Regions from separate parts of the Homo sapiens genome. Here regions 1 and 2 are each linked to region 3. A link is an interaction called in ENCODE POLR2A ChIA-PET data of the cell type or tissue named here. Cell type or tissue: OCI-LY7. All regions are shown on one strand. Links, peaks and the distances in the headings refer to the core of each region. The heading gives the core; the rest is flanking DNA.

Evidence for each region. ChIA-PET counts read pairs that join two places held together with the same protein. Peaks named below come from ENCODE experiments on the same cell type or tissue, not always from the same donor. Only the 100,000 strongest peaks of a DNase experiment are listed, where the experiment ranks them.
Region 1: POLR2A ChIA-PET joins it to region 3 with 5 read pairs; 7 of 35 experiments call an interaction of 5 or more read pairs at or near these places.
Region 2: POLR2A ChIA-PET joins it to region 3 with 5 read pairs; 2 of 35 experiments call an interaction of 5 or more read pairs at or near these places.

Annotation. Positions count from the first base shown.
Region 1 is chr11:121,432,046-121,439,543 of GRCh38, forward strand. It overlaps SORL1-AS1 (SORL1 antisense RNA 1), which reads right to left. Exons shown (of 3, transcript NR_183636.1): 3 at 6,113-7,498. Among named protein-coding and RNA genes, the nearest start is that of SORL1, 17 kb to the right of the region's middle. In OCI-LY7, for the core only: no CTCF peak of the experiment used is centred there; a DNase peak (open chromatin) is centred at 3,276; H3K4me3 peaks cover 1,157 bases; H3K27ac peaks cover 5,000 bases.
Region 2 is chr11:121,532,952-121,540,449 of GRCh38, forward strand. The region is part of intron 12 of SORL1 (sortilin related receptor 1); the gene reads left to right. Among named protein-coding and RNA genes, the nearest start is that of SORL1-AS1, 84 kb to the left of the region's middle. In OCI-LY7, for the core only: CTCF peaks have their summits at 1,383, 1,591 and 3,398; DNase peaks (open chromatin) are centred at 1,370, 1,740, 3,410 and 5,230; H3K4me3 peaks cover 2,901 bases; H3K27ac peaks cover 4,847 bases.
Region 3 is chr11:121,379,433-121,386,930 of GRCh38, forward strand. No RefSeq gene overlaps it. Among named protein-coding and RNA genes, the nearest start is that of SORL1, 69 kb to the right of the region's middle. In OCI-LY7, for the core only: a CTCF peak has its summit at 6,428 (motif pointing right); a DNase peak (open chromatin) is centred at 6,439; H3K4me3 peaks cover 530 bases; H3K27ac peaks cover 2,662 bases.

The DNA.
Region 1 (7,498 bases), core at 885-5,884, 52 kb after region 3:
AAGCTTAAGTCCTGAGGATAAGGGAAGGAAGTATAAGGAGAGCAGCATGTCACTCCGGGCCATGGGTGCCTTACTCTCTGTAACCAAACACAGGTCATGAATTCAAGGACTAATTGTCATAAAAACATTTATCTGGTCTAAATAAGAAATTCATATTCCTCTGTTATCATAAATTTGACACTTTGAGAGCACTAATCTTGACTCATTTCGTGAAGAAAGCATTTTTCCTTTCTGAGTTGTCTCTCTAGTGGATATTCATCTCTAAATTGCCAGATAATAAACAGCTCCGGACCTAGACACTTCTTCCTAACCACTTGTTTCCCTGCCTTATGTTGCTGGTGTAGGGTAAAGGTGAGAGGATGGATTAGTAAGCAAAGTTTCAGTTGCTGTATCACTATATTAAAAATATATCTAAGATCTCATTTGGGAGTGTGAGGATTGAAACAGTCAAGAAAACTTGCTCGAGATAGCTTTTGACAGCAAGCTGACCAATGCTTAAAAATCAGGGCTGGATGCGGTGGTTCACACCTGTAATCCCAACACTTTGGGAGGCTGAGGCAGGAGGATTGCTTGAGGCCAGGAGTTTGAGGCCAGCCTTGGCAACATAGTGAGACCCCATCTCCACAAAAAATTTAAAAATTCAGTGAATGTAGGGGCAGGTGCCTGTAGTTCCAGCTACTCTGGAGGCAGAGGCAGGAGGCTCACTTTAGCCCAGGAGTTGGAGGCTACAGTGAGCTATGATCATCACACTGTACTCCAGTCTGGGCAGCAAAGCAAGACCCCATCTCTTAAAGAAAAAATCAGAACTTAAAACAACCTTACATGTGCTTAGGAAGGTTTTTGACTCCAAGAAAAAATTCAGGAAGAATTTAGAAGGGTCTATTTCTATTTAAGAAATCCAAAGGTAGTTTGAAAAGTGACTGAGAATAATTAAAAGATAGGGGGAAAGGAATAAAATTATTTCTAGGTATTCACACTTAACTATTATCTGTATATTAGTTAACATTCATATAGCTGGTAACTATGTGCCAGGTACTGTTCTAAGTACTTTAAAAACATTAACCTATATAGGCCGGGCGCAGTGGCTCTCACCTGTGAGCCCAGCACTTTGGGAGGCCGAGGCGGGTGGATCACCTGAGGTCAGGAGTTTGAGACCAGCCTGGCCAACATGGTGAAACTCCATCTCTACTAAAAATACAAAAAAAAATTAGCCGGCGTGGTGGCGAGAGTCTATAATCCCAGCTACTCAGGAAGCTGAGGCAGGAGAATCGCTTGAAACCAGGAGGCAGAGGTTGCAGTGAGCTAAAATCACACCATTGCACTCCAGCCTGGGCAACAAGAGCAAAACTCCATTTAAATATATATATAAACCCATATAATCCACATGACAACTCTCTGAGATAATTTAAAGTATATCATTATTTTAACTTACTAATAGCAGTGGTATCAAGAGAATGGGAAGACAAGCCACATACTGGAAGCAAATTTTTATAAATGACATATCTGATAAAGAACTGCCATATAAAAATAAAAAGAACATTTAAAATGCAACAATAAGAAAATGAACAACCCAAATACAAAATGGACAAAAGATCTGAGCAGATGCCTCACCAAAGAAGATATACAGTGCACAAATAAGAATGTGAAAAGATGCTCAATATCATGTCATTACAGAATTGCAAATTAAAATTAATAGCAACAACAATAGCTAGTATTTTTCAAATGCCCACAGTACTCATACTTTATGAATCTCATTTAATCTTCACAACACCTGTTAAGAAGTGGGCACTCAATTATCATGATGATTTTATGGATGAGAAACCCAAGACTGGAGAGGTGAAGTAACTTTCCAAAGGCCACGGTTAATGGATGTGAATCCCTATCTGTCTCATCTTAAAGCCTGTGCACTGAATTACTGTACTATAGCCTATTAATATTTAGTCACTTTTAATAATTTACTGTTTTTATACAGTTTTAGTTTTACGTTCTTACACAATTGAGTGAAAAAGTAAGCTTATCTAACACCTATACATATTTAACAAGGTTATTACCCAGGCACTACCGTTCATCTGCAGGGAGCTTGTTCAAATTGGCAGCATAGTACATAGGTCAAATTTAAGAGCTTTGGAAAGTTCTCTTTGTGGCCAGGTGTGGTGGCTCACATGTGTAATCCCAGTCCTTTGGGAGGCTGAGGCGAGCAGATCACTTGACCTCAGGAGTTTGAGACCAGCCTGGCCAACATGATAAAATCCCGTCTCTACTAAGAATACAAAAATCAGCCAGCATGGTGGTGTGTGCCTGTAGTCCCAGCTACTTGAGAGGCTGAGGTGGGAGAATTGCTTGAACCAAGGAGGTGGAAGTTGCAGTGAGCTAAGATTGCACCACTGCACTCCAGCCTGGACGACAGAGTGAGACTCCGACTCAAAAAAAAAAAAATAATAAAAAAACAAAACAAACAAACAAACAAACAAAAACTATTTGCAATAATCTAAACTAATAAAGTTATGGGATAAAATCACAGTCTTGGGGGGCAGTTATTCTGATCTTCGTTTCCATACTGTCAGTTTGACAGATGTTGACTGAATAGCAGAAGTGTTCTGAGATGGCATATGCAATTGGATATTTTAACATGAATTTTAAAAAGCTATGATTTATAAAGTGTGCAAAACTTACATGAGATAATGCAGTATTCTGGGCTAAGAGTGGGGGAAACTCTTACCAACCCGAGCCTGAAGGGACCAGAGGAAGGGGCAGTTACTGACACCCAGAGAGAACAGCTGGATGGAAGAAAACGGCCCCACAGCGGCAGGCCTTCAGTAAAGGGACATAGCTAACCCATAACTACCTGGAAGGCAGGAAAGTAGGGGAATAACTACCCTGCCCTCCTTTCTTGGCCACACTATGATCTCCTCGCAGTGCCTCCAATTGGCCAAAGCCAACTGGAAGCCAAGTGCCAGTCTCCTGAAGCACAGGGCAGGGCAAGAAAGGATGAAGACTGGCTTAAAGGAAAATGGACAATATCCAGGAAACTGATAATGGCCCAAATCAGGGCATGTGCTTTGGTAAAATGGAATTTCTGAGCATGGCAAATTAAAATCCAGCTCCTGGATCTGGGGAGTCTTCACTAAGTGTGGTTACGTAAGTAGTTGGGCAGCCTGACTATTATAATCCTCTCTCAATCTCTCTCTCCATCAATTACATTTAAAGAGGCCTCTGACTCAAATGCACCAGCCCACAGCTTTGGTTCCCTTTGTGTTCTTCCTTACCCAGCTGGCACAACTGCTGAAGTGCGGAGTGCAGAAGAACCCTCTGAGCTGTTGTTGTAGCAAACGGCTTCCTCCTGTTGGAAATTTCACAAACCCACCTGCTCAATAGACATCCTTCCTGAGGTAGGCTTGGAAAGGTTACAAACATAAGCAAAGGACAGAAAACCGGGTTCCCATTTCTGGGCTTGTGCAAAGTACATGTGATTGTTGCATAGACAAAAAGAAGGGATGCTAGAGGGCAGAAAGCTGTTCACATGTTGGCCCAGTTCACAGTTTCCTGTCTTTACCTTTCCTTCAAAAGTTCTTGGGGCTGGTGTTAGGCACAAATGGCCTGTCCCTTTTTCCTGTACTTGCAGGTGATCTCATACGGCTCACCTTGACCATGATGCCCCACTGCAGTGCCTTGCTCAGCTCTGCTCTCTGATAACGCCCTGTGCACTGGCTCTTTCCCTTTGCTCTGTCCCTTTCCCTTTGCTCTGTCTACTTGTCCTGAGTCTCATTTCTCTTATCTGGTTGAAAGAAATGCAAAGAGATAAAAAGAAAAAACATGTCACTTTACTATTACATGTCAATTTTCAATTTACTTGGTTGCTAACAGAGTGATGTAGTTCTCACTGTGTGTTCTGCAGAACCCTAGGGATTGGCAGAGTTAAGCAAGCAGGGCTTTAGAAACCCTGGGCCCCCCACAGCCTCAGTACCATACATCTGCTTTTGTCTGTTTCATACATTGAGGTTCCATGTCAGGTTTTAATTGTAATAAATCTAGTTCTGCTGCTTGAAATTTTCAAGTGGTTGTAAACCACTGGCTAGATCTCCAAGGGTACTTCTCTTTTGTCAGGGGATTAGGGATATCACGATCACAAATCAACTGAGGAACAATGAAGTGATTAAGGGCACAGGCTCTGGAGCTCAACTGCCTGTGTTCATATCTGAGCTCTGCCCTCTACCAGCATTAAGACAAGAGCTTGAGGACCTCCCACACCCCAGCTCAGTGATCTGTGATGTCTTGGGCTACAACTCAGGATTGAGGAGAGGCTCTTGAGCAAGAGCCATATTCTGGGTTCTCACAACACTGCTTTTGAAATAAAGGTTGTCCAGTAAGCCAGTCACATGCACACAAGAAGAAGAGGAGAGGGAGGAGAAATGAGTTCCTCATAGGTGCTAAATATATTAGACATGGTTTTAGTTGATTTAGTCAAAATGACCACGGGGAGAAGACTGTTACACAACTTCAGCCTAACAGTGCTAAGGTTTCCTGCTCCTGTTTCCCATGTCTATAAGATTTGTTCCTTGCATTTTCCTTGGCTAAACCACAGCTTCATATTCCACTATGCTCTATGGTCTGCTGTGATTATGCCTTAATGAGGACAAACCCATTTCCTGATCTCTTTAATGAATATTTGCTTCTTGACCCCCCATGTCCCCTCATTAATCTCCCCTCATATGGCTCCAGACTGCACTGCTAGAGGAACCTGACAACTCTCAGACAAACAGAAGATGCACTAGAATATTTAAAGTTCTTACGGCAGTGGTTTCTGCAGCCTCCTGCTTTCACTGAAATTATAAGTATAAACGGAGCCTTATCTCACCTATGAATGATAAAACAAAAGTAGGGAGGACTCAGATGAAACACAAAGAAGAATGTTCTTGCTGCAGATATTAGAGGCACTGAGACAGGTTACTGAGGAATGCTGCAGACCTCTCTTCCCAGTAATCCTAAAAATAATGGGAAAGGAGTTAGCCAGTTTGGGGTGGCTGAGGTACCTGGAACCAAGAAACAGGGCTAAATGATTTTGGCAATTCCTTTCTGGGACTTACTAGAGCCTAGTGAGCAAGAATATGGACTTTGCAGTCAAATAGACCTGGAAATGAGACCCAGTTCTAGTACTTACTAGCTGTGAAACCTTGGGCACACTACTTAGCCTCTGTACAGAGAGTCACAGTGAGGATTAAATAAGATGAATGGACAAAGTGTTTAGCATAGGATCTGACTCCATGAGAGTGATCAGTAAATATTAGCTTCAGCACTTAGCCTAGGGTTTTATTCACCCATTTTCTTTCAACCCACCATGTTCCATGTCATCTGCACAGACCCATTCTTATGCAACCACTGAGTTGAATTCTTTCTCATCTAGCTCCAAAATGGCAAGTCTCCAAGTCTGAACAAGTTTGGCAATCTCAACTGGTTCTCTTATTAATCAGCTGGGATTGAAACTTCTGACTTAATTCTAAGTAATATAGTTTTCACAGAAATGACCCAGGTCATATTCTGTCATTCAGTCTACCTCATGCAGAACCTGATGAAGATGCTACTGCTGATGGCTTGGTTGTTTCTCTTCATTCTTCAAGCCCAGATTCCCCTGTTCAAAGAGCCAGACTCTTTGAGCGGGAAGGGACCTTGGCATCATTTAGCCTGGGATAATTGCTATACTACAGGTAATCTAGACTCAAAAATAGACTAAAACTGTGGGCCACAGGGCTTATAGGGGAGTCTTACTGGTGCAGTTGACTTCTGTGTAGTTTCAAGGAAGGGCAGAAGTTGATGGGAAGTGGGAGTAGGGAGGATGTTTAACAAAGGAAATGTGCAAACACCACATGTTCTAAGATACAGGAACATAGAGTGGCTAAAGGTTTGCGTTTCAGGAGGCAAGTAGTTAGAGGTAATGGTAAATAGGGGAAGAATTTCAGAAAAGAAAAATAAACAGATTCAAGAAAGTTTTCGGTAACATAAGTTTCCATATCTACGTGGAGTTCTCCAAAATAGAAGATGAACGCAGGTTTTGCCTATTCCGAAATACATGATTAGTTCAGCATTACATATCAAGTATCACACCGAAGTCTTAAAATCTGAGGGCTTGTTTTTTATTACTTAATCAGAACTCCCAATTTGAACCGTCCACAATATCTCTGATAAGCATTAGTCTAGCTTAAATACTTCCAGTGCCAAAGCATAATACTGGAAGAAGCAACTCATTTCATCCCTTTATTTTAATTTATTTTTATTCAAAGCATAATTACATATGGTAAAATGCACAGACCTTAAGTGTATAATTTGATTAAACTTAATTGTTTAATCAAAATGTGAAAATTGCCATCACCCAAAAAATTTTCCCATGCTCCTTTCCTGTGGCCCACCCTCCCTCTACATTCTCACAGGCAATGACTATTCTGATTTCTATTTCCATAGATGAGTTTTTCCTGTTGCTAGACTTCACATAAGTGGAGTCGTTCATTGTGTGTACTCTTTTGTGTCTGGTGCTTCTCATTTAACATAATATTGTTGAGATTCATCTACGTTGTTGTATGCATTAATAGTTTGCTCCTTTTTATTGTGGGGCAATATCTCACAGTATGAAAAATCTCAATTTATCTCTTTAGTCTATTGATAGACATTGGCATTGTTTCCAAAGTTTGGCTTTTAGAAATAAAGCCATGGCCAGGTGCGGTGGCTCATGCCTGTAATCCCAGCACTTTGGGAGGCCGAGGCAGGCGGATCACAAGGTCAGGAGTTCGAGAGCAGCCTGGCCAATATGGCGAAACCCCATCTCTACTAAAAATACAAAAATTAGCCAGGTGTGGTGGCACGTGCCTGTAGTCCCAGCTACCTGGGAGGCTGAGGCACAAGAATTGCTTGAACCCGGGAGGCAGAGGTTGCAGTGAGCTGAGACGGCTCCACTGCACTCCAGCCTGGGCGGCAGAGCGAGACTCTGTTTCAACAACAACAACAAAAGAAATAAAGCTACAATGAATATTCTTATCCAACTTTTTTTGTAGACATATAGTTTCATTTCTTTTGGAATTTTTAGATCACATGATAGGTGAATATTTATGAGAAAATGCCAGTTTTCCAAATGGCTCTACCATTTTATACTTTTGCTGGCCATGCATAAAACATCCTGCTGCTTCACAGCCTCTCTAACATTTGGTACTGTTAAAATTTTTAAATTTTAACCATTCTGGCGGGTGTGTAGTGGTATCCCATTGCATTTTCAATCTGCACTTCCCTGACGACCAACAACGCTGAGCATCTTTTTTATGTTCTCATTGGCCATGCATGCATTCTCTTTTATGTGGTGTTTATCGAAGTCTTCTGCTTGTTTAAAAACATTGATTGTCCTTTTATTACTGATTTGTAAGAGTCCTTTGTACATTCTGTTTATGAGTCCTTTGGCACCGTGGAGAAAATTTCCACTTTGGAGCCAGACACCCAAGGGATTTGAATCTTGGCTCTG
Region 2 (7,498 bases), core at 885-5,884, 150 kb after region 3:
TGGATTACAGGTGTGAGCCACTGTGCCCACCCCGATTTAAACTCTTTATCTCCCAAATGGGAATATAAGAACCTGTCCTTTCTATCACAAAGGGAGATTGTGAGCAAGAGGGCAATTAATAATAATGGCCAAATAATTAAGTGGAGGCTCTTTAATTTGTCCTTCTTTGCTTTGTGTCTTTATTACATAGAAAGACTAATAATAAATAGCAATAATAATAATAATAATACATCAGTAACAATTACAGAATGCATACAACTTGATAGCCATTGACTTTTGGTGCGTTAGGTTGGTGGGGGGTCTCATGGAGCTGGAAGGGGTGTTTAGGGTTAACTGCATCATTTCACAGATGAGAAAACAGGCTCAGCAAGGCAAAGTAACTTGCCCAGGGTCATTCCCTTTGTTAGTGACAGAGACAGGATTAGCACTTGGGTTTTTCGATTGCGTCCTACATTCTTTGCAATATATTGTTCTGAAAAGCAAAACTGTCAAGAGTTTGTAACCTCTACACCCTTATGTTCTGATTTTATCAGAACCAGTCCTCTGATTACCTTTGGCTCGTTTCTGAATGGTTCATGTTAGGTCAAGTTCATGCTGGACCACACTTCTCCCTGTTTTTGAGCTGAACCCATTAGATGGATTGGTGAAGGATCTGGAGAGGGCTTCTGTAACTCTCTTGTTTATTGCAAGGACAAAGCTTTCTTTTTCTTTGCTCCTTTTAGAAACGGGGCCAGCAGTAAGTGAGAGGTGGGTGGTTTGGAAAAAGAGATCTTAGCAGCTGTTTTTTTTTCCCTGTGGTTAATTTGACATGTGCTGAGCAGCCTGGCCTCAGAGAAGGAGAGAGAAGCAAAGTACTGGTGTTTGGCATTCCACCTGGCTGTTCTCTGTTCTGTGTAGCACTGGTTAGCTATTTCTTTAGAGGTGATACTCCGAAGAGGTCCTGTTTGTGTGCAACACTCTGTATTCATATTCAGATTGGTGTTTGCTCAGACAACGACCATCACAGAGCACAGTACTTCCCACATTTGTGCTATCATTTATATACCCATTAATTTAATTTTCATTTCACATGTTCACCAAGCACCGATTGTGCCAGATGCTGTGTATCTGTAGATGAATAGGATGCCTGCCACCCTGTAGTTGAAAGGTGGGCGACGAAACAATTGTAGTGTTTGGTATACTGCTATGTGTGTAATACGCACGTAGGGGACATAGTTTGGCTTCCTAGGAATACATTTCATTCTTTGTATGGCTTTCAGATTTCAGAGTCAGTTCTCGATTTGCCTTGTTTAACTTCTCTGAAAATTAAATTTGCATTCCAAACTGGCTCCTCTGAAGGAGTTAGTGTGATTCTAGTCCTCTTACACCATCTGTCGGTGCATATGTGCTCAGGGAACGCAGCGTCATTCTGCACGAGCTGGAGCAAAACATGATCAGGAAAATAAACTTGCTGCCAGAAAATCATAAAGCCTTCCCCAGACATTTTGAAATGACTTGGGGGTTGTAGACTTTGGGGGATTATGGTCACTGTAGCATTCCTCTATTTGTATAGGTTTCATTTGGAGGTGTCTGTTTGAATAGTTCAAATAAAGCATTTGAAAATACGAAAATACATACAAGCCTCCTATTGACAGGTGCATGTGTCCCACATAACAACCTGAGCTTGGCCTAAATCTGTGTAGCCACCTGGCATTTACTCAGTGTGTTGTTCACAGAGGTATTTTGCTTCTTCCCCTGCTGCTCTGAAAAGCAAGAAATAATATTCAAGTTAGTTGATATTCTCAGACTACAATGGTGATTTACTGTGACACCCATGCACAAGGACAGGTGGCTTCTGACAAGACTGGATATCTGTTGCTGGGCTAGGGCCTCAGGCCCCTTCTAAGTTTGGCCTCCCCAGTCACAGAGATCTCTTTTCCTTTATGACTCGTAGCATGTATAGGCTGTCCCATTCATTTGGCATTGATCATATTCTGACTCCTTATGTTAGTTACCTTTACATGATGCGCCTGAATTCTGCAACTCGTTAGTAAGGTCTTTGTAGGTAAATATTTCTGCTCGATGTAGGTTACCAGGCACTTAGCAAATATTTGATTGAAATAGGTCATGCATACTTAATCATCCAAGATTGCTTATGGTTTTTTTTTTTTTAACTGATTTATAAAACTAGAGGAGACCGAGCTAGTGTGCCAATTGCACAGCTCCAAGGGGACCACTGCCACTGTGCTCCATGTCAATGACAACCCCTAGAGCACAGATGTGAGTGGAGGCTCCCTGGATGTGTGCAACCCGGTAGTACCCAAGAGACACCAGAGATGACCTAATCTACTTTCCTTAGTTTTCACATGAGGGAATAAGAGATTAGTCAGGAGTTAATGCCCACACTGGAACTTGAGCATATTTCTGTTAGGAATCATTTCAGGTCCATTACACAGACAACTGTCGAACATCTACAATGAAGCGGATGCTGTGCTGGATACCAAGGATGCAAAGGCAAGTGGGGCACTGATCGGGAGCTGCCTGTGCCCACTGTGGCTCTGTGATGTTTCTGAGCCAGATGCAGAGAGAGAGGCTGGGAGGAGGGGGTTGTTTGAAAGAGGGCTTTCTGCTCTGATTTTACTCATCTTTAGGGAGGGAAGCCAAGTAAAGTAGCATTAGTAACTCAAATAGGTTGTAGTGGGGACAGCAATTGAAGCATTGCTCAAAGTAAACATTAGGGTTTTTTTTTTTTTTGGTCGATGTTCTTTTAAGTTATGCATGTCTTTCTCTCCCTGATTAGCACAGATATCTAGGAGTTGACTGTTATTTGTTTCAGCTTCTGCCTTGAGTCTCCTCTGAGACTGTTACCTTTGTTATTGTTAATTGAAATTGAGAGCAAGAAGTGGAACACTTTGTTTTGCTCTTGTGTCTACATGTCTGAAATGGGTAAATAAGAACCTGCACTGGGGATCCACTTATTCGTTCATTCAGCCCGCTGCTCCTGTGAACCTGCTCACGGGAGGCATAGGAGCAGTGGCTTTTTCGTCAGAGAAGGGGCTGTTGCATTTTTGCACCCTGACCGAAGAAGATTCAAACACGTTTGTCAGCTTGATCACGGAAGAGAAGATCAATTTCTGTTTCTTCGCTGCGGTTTGCTTGTCAGCATGATGATATTTTTCGTAGTCAGTAATAATATTTTGAACTTGCCCCAAAGCATCTTTTTTTTCTAAGACATCCAATTTCATAGGGGCTTCTCTCTGGAAATCCTGAAAAGCCCCTGAAAAGACTCCACGCAGCAGAGCAGCTGTCTTTTCTGGACCTGGGCTCTGGAAGCAGCCCCACAGTTCCAGAATGTGGGAGGCAGTGGTTAATGTCTTCACTTGCTTGCAGCGCCTCTCAATGGTACAGTTGTCGGGAGAGCCACCCCTACTTTATCCTAACCCCTGTGGTTTTTCTGCCCCTTGAGGTATAGAGAAGCAGGTGTTCTTATCACTGTGTTTTTTTTTTTTTTTTTTTCTGGAGTTCAGTGGTGCGATCTCGGCTCACTGCAACCTCCTCTTCCCAGACTCAAGCGGTCCTCCCATCTCAGCCTCCCAGTAGCTGGGACCACGGGCAGGAGCCACCATGCCTGGCTAATTTTTATATCTTTTTTTTTTTTTGGTAGAGACAGGTTTCGCCATGTTGCCCAGGTTGTTCTCATTTGAACTCCTGAGTTCAAAGTGATCCACCTGCCTTCCTAAGTGTTGGGATTACAGGTGTCAGCCACCAAGCTTGGTCTTTATCACCTTTTAACTGTTAAGAAACCGAGAAACGGAGTTGCAGTGCAGTTTCTTTAACTTCCTTCAACAAGCGTTTATGAATAATGCCCTTTCTGTGTGCTAGGAAAGATTCGAGGTGCCAGGGGCAGAAAAGTAAGAGGTCTTATTCCTGATGAACGGCAATCCAGTAGAAAACACTCGCAAAATCAAGTCACTGAAATACAGTGAGGTATAAGATTATGGAGAGCGCTGGGTGCGGTGGGAGCCAGAATGAGGGCCAGGTGATGCTATCTGGGGGACAAAGGAGGACTTCTGAGAGAGGAAACCCCAGCTGAACCTAAAAGGATACAAAGCAAGGTCGGAATGCTTTTCCAGGTCTAGAGAGACCTTGAGCAAGGGCCAAAGCATGATCAGTGGGGAATGTGCACGGCTCTTGAGTATTAATAGAATGCAAATTTCCAGGTGGGAAGTAGTGAGAAACGAGGCTGGAGGAAGGTATCTATGTAGAGGCCAGGTCCTGGGGGACCTCACCTGTGCCTTACTAAAGAGATTAAAGTTTGCTTTGAGGTGATAGGGTCCCTTTGAAGGATTTTAGTAGGGGAATGACATGGCTAGACTTGCATTATAGAATGATGGATCTGGCAGAATGGAGAGGATGGATTCAGTGGAGAGAGACTGGAGGTGAGAGCTGATGCTGGGGTGTGTTTGAGGACTAAGTCTGCAGGGCATGGTTTCTGATTCACCTGGGATGATGGGAGAAGTGATTATACCGCTCATAGAAAGGCAGAGGTAAAGGAGTAGGCTTGCAGGGCTGTATATTAAATGCAGACATGGACAGGTTGAATTGAAGCCTCTGTTGTGGGTCCAAGGGGCGATGTCCAGCAGGAATCTGGACATATTACAATATCTGGTGCAGCCTTCCGCCACCCTTTGCAAGAATTTTCTCCGTGCCATCTGTGATAGACAATCTTTTGTTCTATACTTGAACATTTCTATTAATGGGGAATTTGCCATATCAAAAGGTGCTTCCATTTTACTTTGGGACAGTTTGCTGTTCATTTGTTCACTAATTCATTTGTGAATTAAAGTTCTCTGGTAAGGGAGAGCCCAGATTCTCCTCCCTCCAGCTTCTATTCGTGGACTTTGTTCTGCTCCCTGGAGATGCACAGTAGATACTTCCTTTTGCATGAAAGCCTTTCAAGTATTTAAGGACCCTGTCATGTTCTCCTGAGTGTCTGCCATTTCATGATGAATATCCTCGGTTCCTTTCCTCATATTCTATAGATCCTCAATCTCTATCTTCTAGGTTCTCCCTTAGGTCTGCCTCACGATGTCAGTGCCTTAAAATGTGGTACCTGGATCTGGCCCCAATAGCCTGAAACATGCAGAAGATGTTGAGATTTTGTCTTCATGATTCTGAACACTCTGTATCTATTAATAAAAACCTCTGACAGTGTTTCCATTTTTAACAGCCATCTCAAACTGGTGGCTCCTATTTTTTTTTTTTTGAGAGGAGGTATCATTTGCATACCACAGGATGCTCAGATATTGACTACACCATTTAATCAGTTCTGAAGGGTGCATGTCAAGATGTAGAGTATTTCCATCAGTCCAGAAAATACTCACGTGCCCCTTTCCAGTCAGTGCTCTCCACCCCCAAACCCCTGCCCCAATTACAGGCAACCACTGGTATGTTTATCACTGTAGCTGCCTATTCCAGAATTTCATGTTTGTATGTTTTGTATTTGGCTTCTTTTACTCAGCATAATGATTTTGAGATTTATCAATCTTTTAACTGGTATCAGTAGGCTGAGTTCACTTTAACTAAAATACCTGAGATCCTTCTTTCTTATGGATCTTATTATACAATCAATCAATCAACAGGACGGATGTTCCCCGTCCTGTATTTGAGCAAACAGGTTTTTGAAACTACATGTGGAGCTTTATTTTTATTTTTGCTTATTTTTTTTTGGTTTGAATTGTATTTTTGGCATTTATTTATTTTTTTGAGACAGAGTCTCACTCTGTCGCTTAGGCTGGAGCACAGTGGTGCCATCTTGGCTCACTGCAACCTCCGCCTCCCAGGTTCAAGCGATTCTCCTGCCTCAGCCTCCCGAGTAGCTGGGATTACAGGCATGCACCACCACGCCCAGCTAATTTTTATATTTTTAGTAGAGGCGGGGTTTCACCTTGTTGGTCAGGCTGGTCTCGATTTCTTGACCTTGTGACCCGCCCGCCTCAGCCTCCCAAAGTGCTGGGATTACAGGCGTGAGCCTCTGTGCCTGGCCCCGGCATTTATTATATTATTTATACAATTAGCCTTTTACCCTTTGCAAATTTGGCAGATTCGCCTTCCAGATCCCTATCCAGATCATTGACAGATGTGTTGAGCTCTGTGAGAACTAGAAGTCTTATCTTGGGTTGAGATCAAACCATACGTCAGCACTCTTGGGATGTGCTTATTTTACCATCAGTGAATTTTATCTGACTGCGTGGTCCACAAAGATCTTCATGAAAAAAAGAATGTTCTGTGTCATTGTCCTGTTTTTCAAATCAAGAATTACCACGAGGAAAGGAAATGGAGTTAGTCTGTTGTGACTTGTGTGTGAAACCATTTGGGTTCTTAGCCTTGACCTCCTTTTCGTCTGAGTGCTCTCAAATAAACTGTTTCATAATCCATTCTTGAAACCACCTTTTCTTCATTAAGGAAATAAAAGTATTTTCCCTATTCTAGTTTTTGAGATCTTTGTTCTTCATAATTCTCCTAGAGATTATTGAAAAGGATGCTATAATCATCCTATCTTTAAGTCTTTCAGTTCCTTAGAATTTATTTTGTACTGATTTTCCTTTAACTTAAATGGTTTTTCTTGTCCAATTTGAAGATTATTTTCCTTGATAAAGATAAAAGCAAAATAGAATTTTTTTTCTATTTTTTTTAGACCCAGCTTTACTACTATGTTGTTATTCAAAGATTTTTTTCTTTTTTTTTACTAACGAAGTCTTTATTTCTTTTGTTTTCAGCTTTCCAATCAGCCAGAAAACATAAAGTATTTTCAATTCAAAGTTCTAGTAAAGATAGGAAGAACTGGGTGATGGTTTTCATAAATGAATGAATGAATGAACGAATGGATGAATGTGTATCAAGTGCTCTGTTTTTTTAAATTGATACATATGATTATGTCTGCTATTATTTATTCTATTGGCCATCAGAGCAATGATCCTATTCCTTTCTAATTCTTTATAGAACTTGCCAGATAACCAATCCACTGACCCACCAGTCTGCCAATTATTTTGGTAATTTGAAACATAAACCTTGATTCATTTTGAACTTATCTTGCTACTATTCCAACAGACTACTGGCTATGAGAATTACAGCTGGAATTAGCTAGCAGTAACTGAATTTGTTGCTCTTGGTTATATGACCTTTTTTCCCATCTTGAATATGTTCTTTAGAAACCTGAACTCATCAGGAACTTTTCTGGGTAGCTGCCTGCTAGAGTCCTAAGTTGGGTATCTACCACACTTCTTCCTTTTAGAGTATCTGTGGTTATATTATGTTTTATTATTATATTATCTGACCTTCCCATCTTCTTGAGAGTTTTTGGCCCTGGGATTATGTCTATATTTTTATCTGAACAGTTTGATTTCTTCATTCCTAAAGGCTAGTGCCCTATATCCTCTTTCATAACTTAAGAATGCAAAGATGGGCCAGACGCGGTGGCTCACGCCTGTAATCCCAGCACTCTGGGAGGCTGAGGTGG
Region 3 (7,498 bases), core at 1,583-6,582:
CAAAAACACAACCAAGGACCCTCACAGAGTCCACTTCACTCCCTTGCTACCTCTACCAGAGCAGGTGCTGGTATCCATGGCTGCAAGACCTGAAGACAGATCACATCACAGGACTCTTTGCAGACACTCCCCAGTACCAGCCCAGAGCCCAGTAGCTAGCTCTGCTGGGTGGCTAGACCCAGAACAACAAAAACAATCACTACAGTTCAGCTCTCAGGAAGCCTTGTTCATAGGGGAAGGGAGAGAACACCACATCAAGGGAGCACCCTGTGAGACACAAAAATCTGAACAGCAGCCTTTGAATCCCAGATTTTCCCCCTGACACAGTCTACCCAAATGAGAAGGAACCAGAGAAACAATTCTGGTAATATGACAAAACAAGGTTCTTTAACACCCCCAGAAGATCACACCAACTCACCAGCAATGGATCTAAGACAAAATCTCTGAATTGCCGGAAAAAGAATTCAGAAGGTCAATTATGAAGCTAATCAAGGAGGCACCAGAGAAAGGTGAAGTCCAACTTAAATAAATCGAAAACATGATACAGGCTATGAAAGGAAAAGTCTTCAGTGAAATAGACAGCATAAATAAAAAATAATCCCAACTTCCGGAAATCCAGGACACACTTAGAGAAATGCAAAATGCACTGCAAAGTCTCAGCAATAGAATCAAACAAGCAGAAGAAAGAACTTCAGAGTTCAAAGACAAAGCTTTCAAGTTAACCCAATCCATCAAAGACAAAGAAGAAAATTTTTAAAAAATGAACAAAGCCTCCAAGAAGTTTGGGACTATGTTAAATGTACAAACCTAAGAATGATTGGTGTTACAGAGGAAGAACAGAAATCTAAAAGTTTGGAAAACATATTTGAGGGAATAATTTAGGAAAACTTCTCTGCCCTTGCTAAAGATCTAGACATCCAAATAAAAGAAGCTCAAAGAGCACCTGGGAAACTCGTTGCAAAAAGATTATTGTCTAGGCACATAGTCAGCAGGTTATCTAAAGTCAAGACAAAGAAAAGAATCTTAAGAGCTGTGAGGCAAAGGCATCAGGTAACCTATAAAGGAAAACCCATCAGATTAACAGCAGATTTCTTAGCAGAAATCCTACAAGCTAGAAGGGATTTGGGTCCTATTTTTAGCCTCCTTAAACAGAACAATTATCAGCCAAGAATTTTGTATCCAGTGAAACTAAGCTTCATAAATGAAGGAAAGATAAAGTATTTTCCAGATAAACAAATGCTGAGAGAATTTGCCACTACCAAGCCAGCATTACAAGAACTGCTAAACGGAGCACTTAATCTGGAAACAAATCCTTGGAACATACCAAAATAGAACCTAATTAATGCATAAATCTCACAGGACCTATATAACAATAACATAATTTTTAAAAATCCAAGGTATTCAGGCAACAAATAGCACAATGAATAGTATTACATCTCAATACTAACATTGAATGTAAACGGCCTAAATGCTCCCTTAAAAGATACAAAATGACAGAATGGATAAGAATTCACCAACCAAGTTTCTGCTGTCTTCAGGAGACTGACCTAACATGTAAGGACTCACATAAATTTAGGGTAAAGAGGTGGAAAAAGATATTCCATGCAAATGGACACCAAAAGTGAGCAGGAGTAGCCATTCTTATATCAGACAAAACAAACTTGAAAGCAATAGCAGTTAAAAAAGACAAAGAGGGACATTATATAATGATAAAAGGACTAGTCCAACAGGAAAATATCACAATTCTAAATATATGTGCATCTAACACTGGAACTCCCAAATGTATAAGATAATTATTGCTAGACCTAAGAAATGAGACAGACGGCAACACAATAATAGTGCAGGACTTTAATATTCCACTGACAGCACTAGACAGGTCATCAAGACAGAAAGTCAACAAAGAAACAGTGGACTAAATTATACCCTACAACAAATGGGTAGGTATTTACAGAACATTCTACCCAAAAAACTGCAGAATACACATTCTTTTTTTTTTTTTTTTTTTTTTTTTTGAGATGGAGTCTCACTCCGTCACCCAGGCTGGAGTGCAGTGGTTCAATCTTGTCTCACTGCAACCTCTGCCTCCTGGGTTCAAGAAATTCTCCTGTCTCAGCCTCCCGAGTAGCTGGGACTACAGGTGCCTGCCACCACGCCAAGCTAATGTCTATATTTTTAGTAGAGATGGGGTTTCACCTTGTTGGTCAGGCTGGTCTCGAACTCCTGACTTCAGGTGATCCAACTGCCTCAGACTCCAAAGTGCTGGGATTACAGGTGTGAGCCACCACGCCTGGCCCAGAATATACATTCTATTCATCAGCACATGGAACATTCTCCATGATAGACCATATAATAGACCACAAAACAAGTCTCAGTAAATTTAAGAAAATTGCAATTATATCAAGTACTCTCTCAGACCATAGTAGAATAAAATTGGAAATCAACTCCAACAGGAATCCTCAAAACCATGCAAATACATGGAAATTAAATAACTTGCTCCTGAATGATAGTTGGGTCAACAATGAAATCAAGATGGCTGAGTAGTATTCCATACACACACATACACATCATATATATGATATATGGTTAAACCCCATGCAACAGGAAGCCACTGTTTCCCACAGTCCCTGTAGTCTGGGGCCAAGTGAACCAAGGTTCCCAAGCAGAGGCCTGAGCAGACTCACAAGCTCTTGTCTTATTGAGTTGGGAACGAATGGGAACAGGATTTTAGGAGATGTGGAAGAGCCGGAGAAATGAGAAAAGACAAAGGTAGCCTGGAGGGAAGAGAGATCCCTCACATAGGGAGAGAGAAGGATGTAGTACCTGCTCTAGGGAAGGGAGCTTTGAAGGGCTGGGGAGGGAGTAAGAGGTGGAGGAGGGGACAGAGAGAGATTTTGCTCTGTGCCCAGGCTGGAGTGCAGTGGCATGACCATGGCTCGCTGCAGCCTTGACCTCTTGGGCTCAGGCAATATATTGTAGAGATGAGATCTCACTGTGTTGCTGGTCTTAAACTCCTGGCCTCAAGCAATTGTCCCGCCTTGGCCTCCCAACGTGCTGGGATTACAGGCATGAGCCACTGCACCTGTTTATTTTTTAAATTTTTTATTTCAATAGGTTTTTGGGGAACAGGTGGTGTTTGGTTACATGAATAAATTCTTTCTGAGATTTTGGCGCACCTTCACCCAAGCAGTGTACACTGTACACCACGTGTAGTCTTTTATCCCTCATCACCCCCCGACCCTTTCCCCTGAGCCCTCAAAGTCCAATGTATCATTCTTATGCCTTTGTGTCCTCATAGGTTAGCTCCCATATATGAGTGAGAACATACGATGTTTGGTTTTCCATTCCTGAGTTACTTCACTTTGAATAAGTCCCCAATTCCTCCACAGAAGTGGCATGCTTTCAAAGCACAAAGAATTACTGCAAGTCGTTGTGGGCAGATAGTTTAGTGTTGATTCAGGACACTAGAAAATACTTGACATTAGCATGCCCCGCATCATAGGAGAGGCTATATTTTTATATCTAGATATCACTTACTTTCAGGGTGAGAATTGACCTATTGTCATTAATTTGCCATACATTTATTGACAACCAACTATATGCAGAGCACTATTAGGACTTTGAGAAACTGCTTTTAACTTTTAAAAGGAGATTTATTTGCACAGCTACATCCCAAAATAGCAAAGTGTTATCACCTGCTTCTCTAGAATCCCAGTTGGAGCTTGGAAATTAAACCTTCAGTGCATTTACATAGAAGTAGGAAAATTTCTCTTCCCTCTATGAAGGGGCAGGTTAGGTCTAGGAGAAGGTGGCTACCCCTGATGATCCACCTCCAGGGCCAACATCTCCATTTACAGTCTGGACGCAGGCCTACCTGAGCCTCAGCTCACTTTGATCAAGTGAGGAGAACTAGTTTCTCCCAGAGAAAGCAGAGATCCTAAAATTGATTCTGAGCTTTAAGACCAGGCAATTCCCCCTGAATCTGCATACCTCCTTTCTCCCACTACTACCCAATGGCCTAAGTCTGCACAAATTCCTTGAGAAAGCAGCTGCTCTTCCTTGGGCAGGGCCACCCCATAGGAGCACCATGGCCCAGCCTTAGACCTAGTACCCATCTTCACACCAGTTTTCTAGCCAGTTGAACCAATCCCAGTGTCTAATTTAACCTCCTCCCTACCATTCATTGCTCCCCAAAAGGGCTTGCGTCTGTTATTATAAGGCCAGAGAAGGAGATTTAGGCTGGTCCTTCAGTCAGCACTGTCCTACCACATCCTTCACACATCACTGTTTCAGAGTCTCATCCAGGGCTCCAGTCAGAAACCTGACTAACAAGAAGCTGGGAGGAGACACAGCCTCACATTTGAACCTTTTGAAGCCAGAGAGAATGCTAAGTCCTTTCCATGCTTGAGCATCAGGCTGGTAGAGCTCAGAACATTTGGTGTCTTCCATATATAGAGCCTGTAAGGTCTGAGCTTCCTGGTTTCTAAATGCAGTCATGTTTATCTGCACTGTTGCCTTGGTAGAGTTCCCAGTCCTGACGATGCTTCCGAGTCACCTAGCGAGCTTATTTTAGATTCCAGAGAGGCTGATTCCATGAGTCTGATAAGTTGGGGCTCTACAAAAGATCTGGGGTGATTTTGAGGCAGCAGGTACACGAGCTAGCATTTGGAAACAATTGGTGTACACTGTGGTGCTGGATAAATGAAGATACCAGTGGCCTCCTAGCATCTTAGGTGGTGACTGTGTCATTTAGGCCAGCGTTCACCATTTTATTTTGGTACCAGGGACCCGGTTTTGCGGAAGACAATTTTTCCACGGATATGGGGTGGGGGAGGCGGGAGGGGATGATTTTGAGATTAAACCGTTCCGTCTTAGATCAGCAGGCATTAGAATCTCATAAGGAGTGCACAAGATCCCGCATGCTCAGTTCACAATAGGGTTTGCACTCCTATGAGAATCTGACAGGAGGCGGAGCTCGGGCTGTAATGCTTGCTGGCCCACAGCGCAACTCCTGCTGTGTGGCCCGGTTCCCAACAGGCCACGGATGGGTACTGGTCAGTGGCCGGGGGTTGAGGACCCCTGATTTAGGCTATTCTGAGTTTTTCTAGGATCCCTAAGAATCCAGTTATCATGGCCGCATCACAGTTTTTTCAGGATGCCCGTTCTGCACAGCTCCATTTCACTCCCTGGAACAGAAAGCACCACAGCAGCAACGCACAGCTGGCTGACATGGCAGAGCCCTAAGTGTGAAGAGACACCTGACAAACTGCATTTCCCCTGAACAGTTCTCAACAGCCCTTTGAAAATGCAACATAGCTTATTTTATATAATATAAAATCAGCCTCTAAATCATGGGCTCAAGCGATCCTTCAGCTTCAGCCTCCTGAATAGCTAGGACTACAGGTGCACACCACCATGCCCAGCTAACTCAAAAAAAAGTTGTGGAGATGAGATCTCGCTGTGTTGCTGGTTTTGAACTCCTGGCCTCAAGCAATCCTCCCGCCTTGGCCTCCCAATGTACTGGGATTACAGGCATGAGCCACTGCACCTGGCCAGCTGATTATATTTTTAATCATATCATTCTGCTTCCTTCCCATCTCTCCACTATCCCATATGGCTTCCTCTAGAAGTCTTTTAGAACATAAAGTTCCAAAAATGCAGGGCACATGCCAAAACCAAGGTCTTCATGGAATTTTCTGTTTGTTTTTCATATCACAAGATGACAAACTAAGACAAAGACTCCAATCAGGAGACAATAGAGCAGTCATTGTCATCAATCCACTTATAAGGCCAAATTTTGGAATTCATCACTGTGTTACAAGCCCTCTCCTCTCTAGATTTAATTATACTATAGCAAAAGAATGGAAACAAATTAAATAGCTATCAATAGGGTACTGATGAAATGAGTTATGATACATCTATACAATGGAAAAGTATGCAGACCTACAAAAGAATGAGAAAGTATTTATGCCTTGATTTGGAAAGATCTTTATGGATAAGATGTTAATTGAAAAAATAAAAGCAAAACAGAATCAAAGAGAGAACATATGTATGTATTTGTTTATATCTAATTATATGTGCATTTCTGAAATACCCATAAAAATAACATTATTTGCCTCTGAGGAGAACTAAGTGACTAGGGCAGAGGATATGAAGGAAGATTCACATGCAATCATTTAAACTTTAGTTAATGTATTACGTATTCAAAATATTAAATTAAAAATACACGTACACATGAACAACTCAAGTGTCTACATTGATTTTGGGAACAGAGGTAATATGAATGGAGCTAACTTAAAAGTATTTAAATTTAGTTTTAGTTTGGTTTTACTTTTTTTTCCAACAGATTTGCCTCTCTAATCATGTTTTGCTCACCCTAATTTTAGACCAAGTCTGAATTAAATGAACACACACCAGCTGGACAGTAGGAGGAAGCAGCTAAGAAGACAGTCTAGAAAAGAACATTTGCTTTGGGTGACTGATGTGCAAATAATGAACAGTGGCCCGGGTTTGCAGCCCAGCAGCCTCCTGAAGTTGACAGCATTAAAGTTAAGACCCATTGCAACAGTGCCCTGGCATTTGCACAGAGTCTAAATCAATGTAAAACTATGGCAGTTGATTGCAAAAATGGCCCTGATTATTCCCATCCTTGTAACCTTGTTGTTACAATTCAGCTCGTAGCTCTTCTTATCAGGAGGTAGAGTCTACTTCGCTGCCTCTTGACTTGGGCTGGCCTTTTGGATTGCTGGGCCAATGCAATGAAGCAAAAGTAATGGTGTAAGATGTGCCTGTCCAAGCCTAGGCATTAAAGGGTCATGGAAACTTTACTCCCTTTCTTGAAATCTGCCTTGGCCATGAGTCAAAACCTGGACTAGTCTGTTGGGATGAGAGACTACATGGACCCAGGCTGGGGTCCTGGACATGTGAGAGAGCCCAGCTAAGATTTGCAAAGCTACCCTGAAGCTGACCTGCAAACTGAGCACAAAGACACAAGGGAGTCTATCTGGGATCAGAACTGCCCAGCTGACCTATACATTCATGAGTTAAATAAAAGCTTATTGTTTGAAGCCACTGGATTTCATGACCATTTTTTATGTAGCATTACTGTGGCAGTAGATGACAGGTACGGAACTCTATGGCTGTCTTAGCTTCTTTCCTTCCCACCTCTAGTACTATACTGTTGCCTTCTCACTGTCTGTAATATGTTTCTCTGACATACTGACTATGTTGAATTAAAGGGACATTAAAAACAGCAGGTTCGGCTGGGCGCAGTGGCTCATGCCCGTAATCCCAGCACTTTGGGAGGCCGAGGCGGGTGATCATGAGGTTAAGAGATTGAGACCATCCTGGCCAACATGGTGAGACCCACGTCTCTACTAAAAATACAAAAATTAGGCGGGCATGGTGGCGTGTGCCTGTAGTCCTAGCTACTGGGGAGGCTGAGGCAGGAGAATCACTTCAACCCAGGAGGCGGAGGTTGCAGTGAGCTGAGATCGCGCCA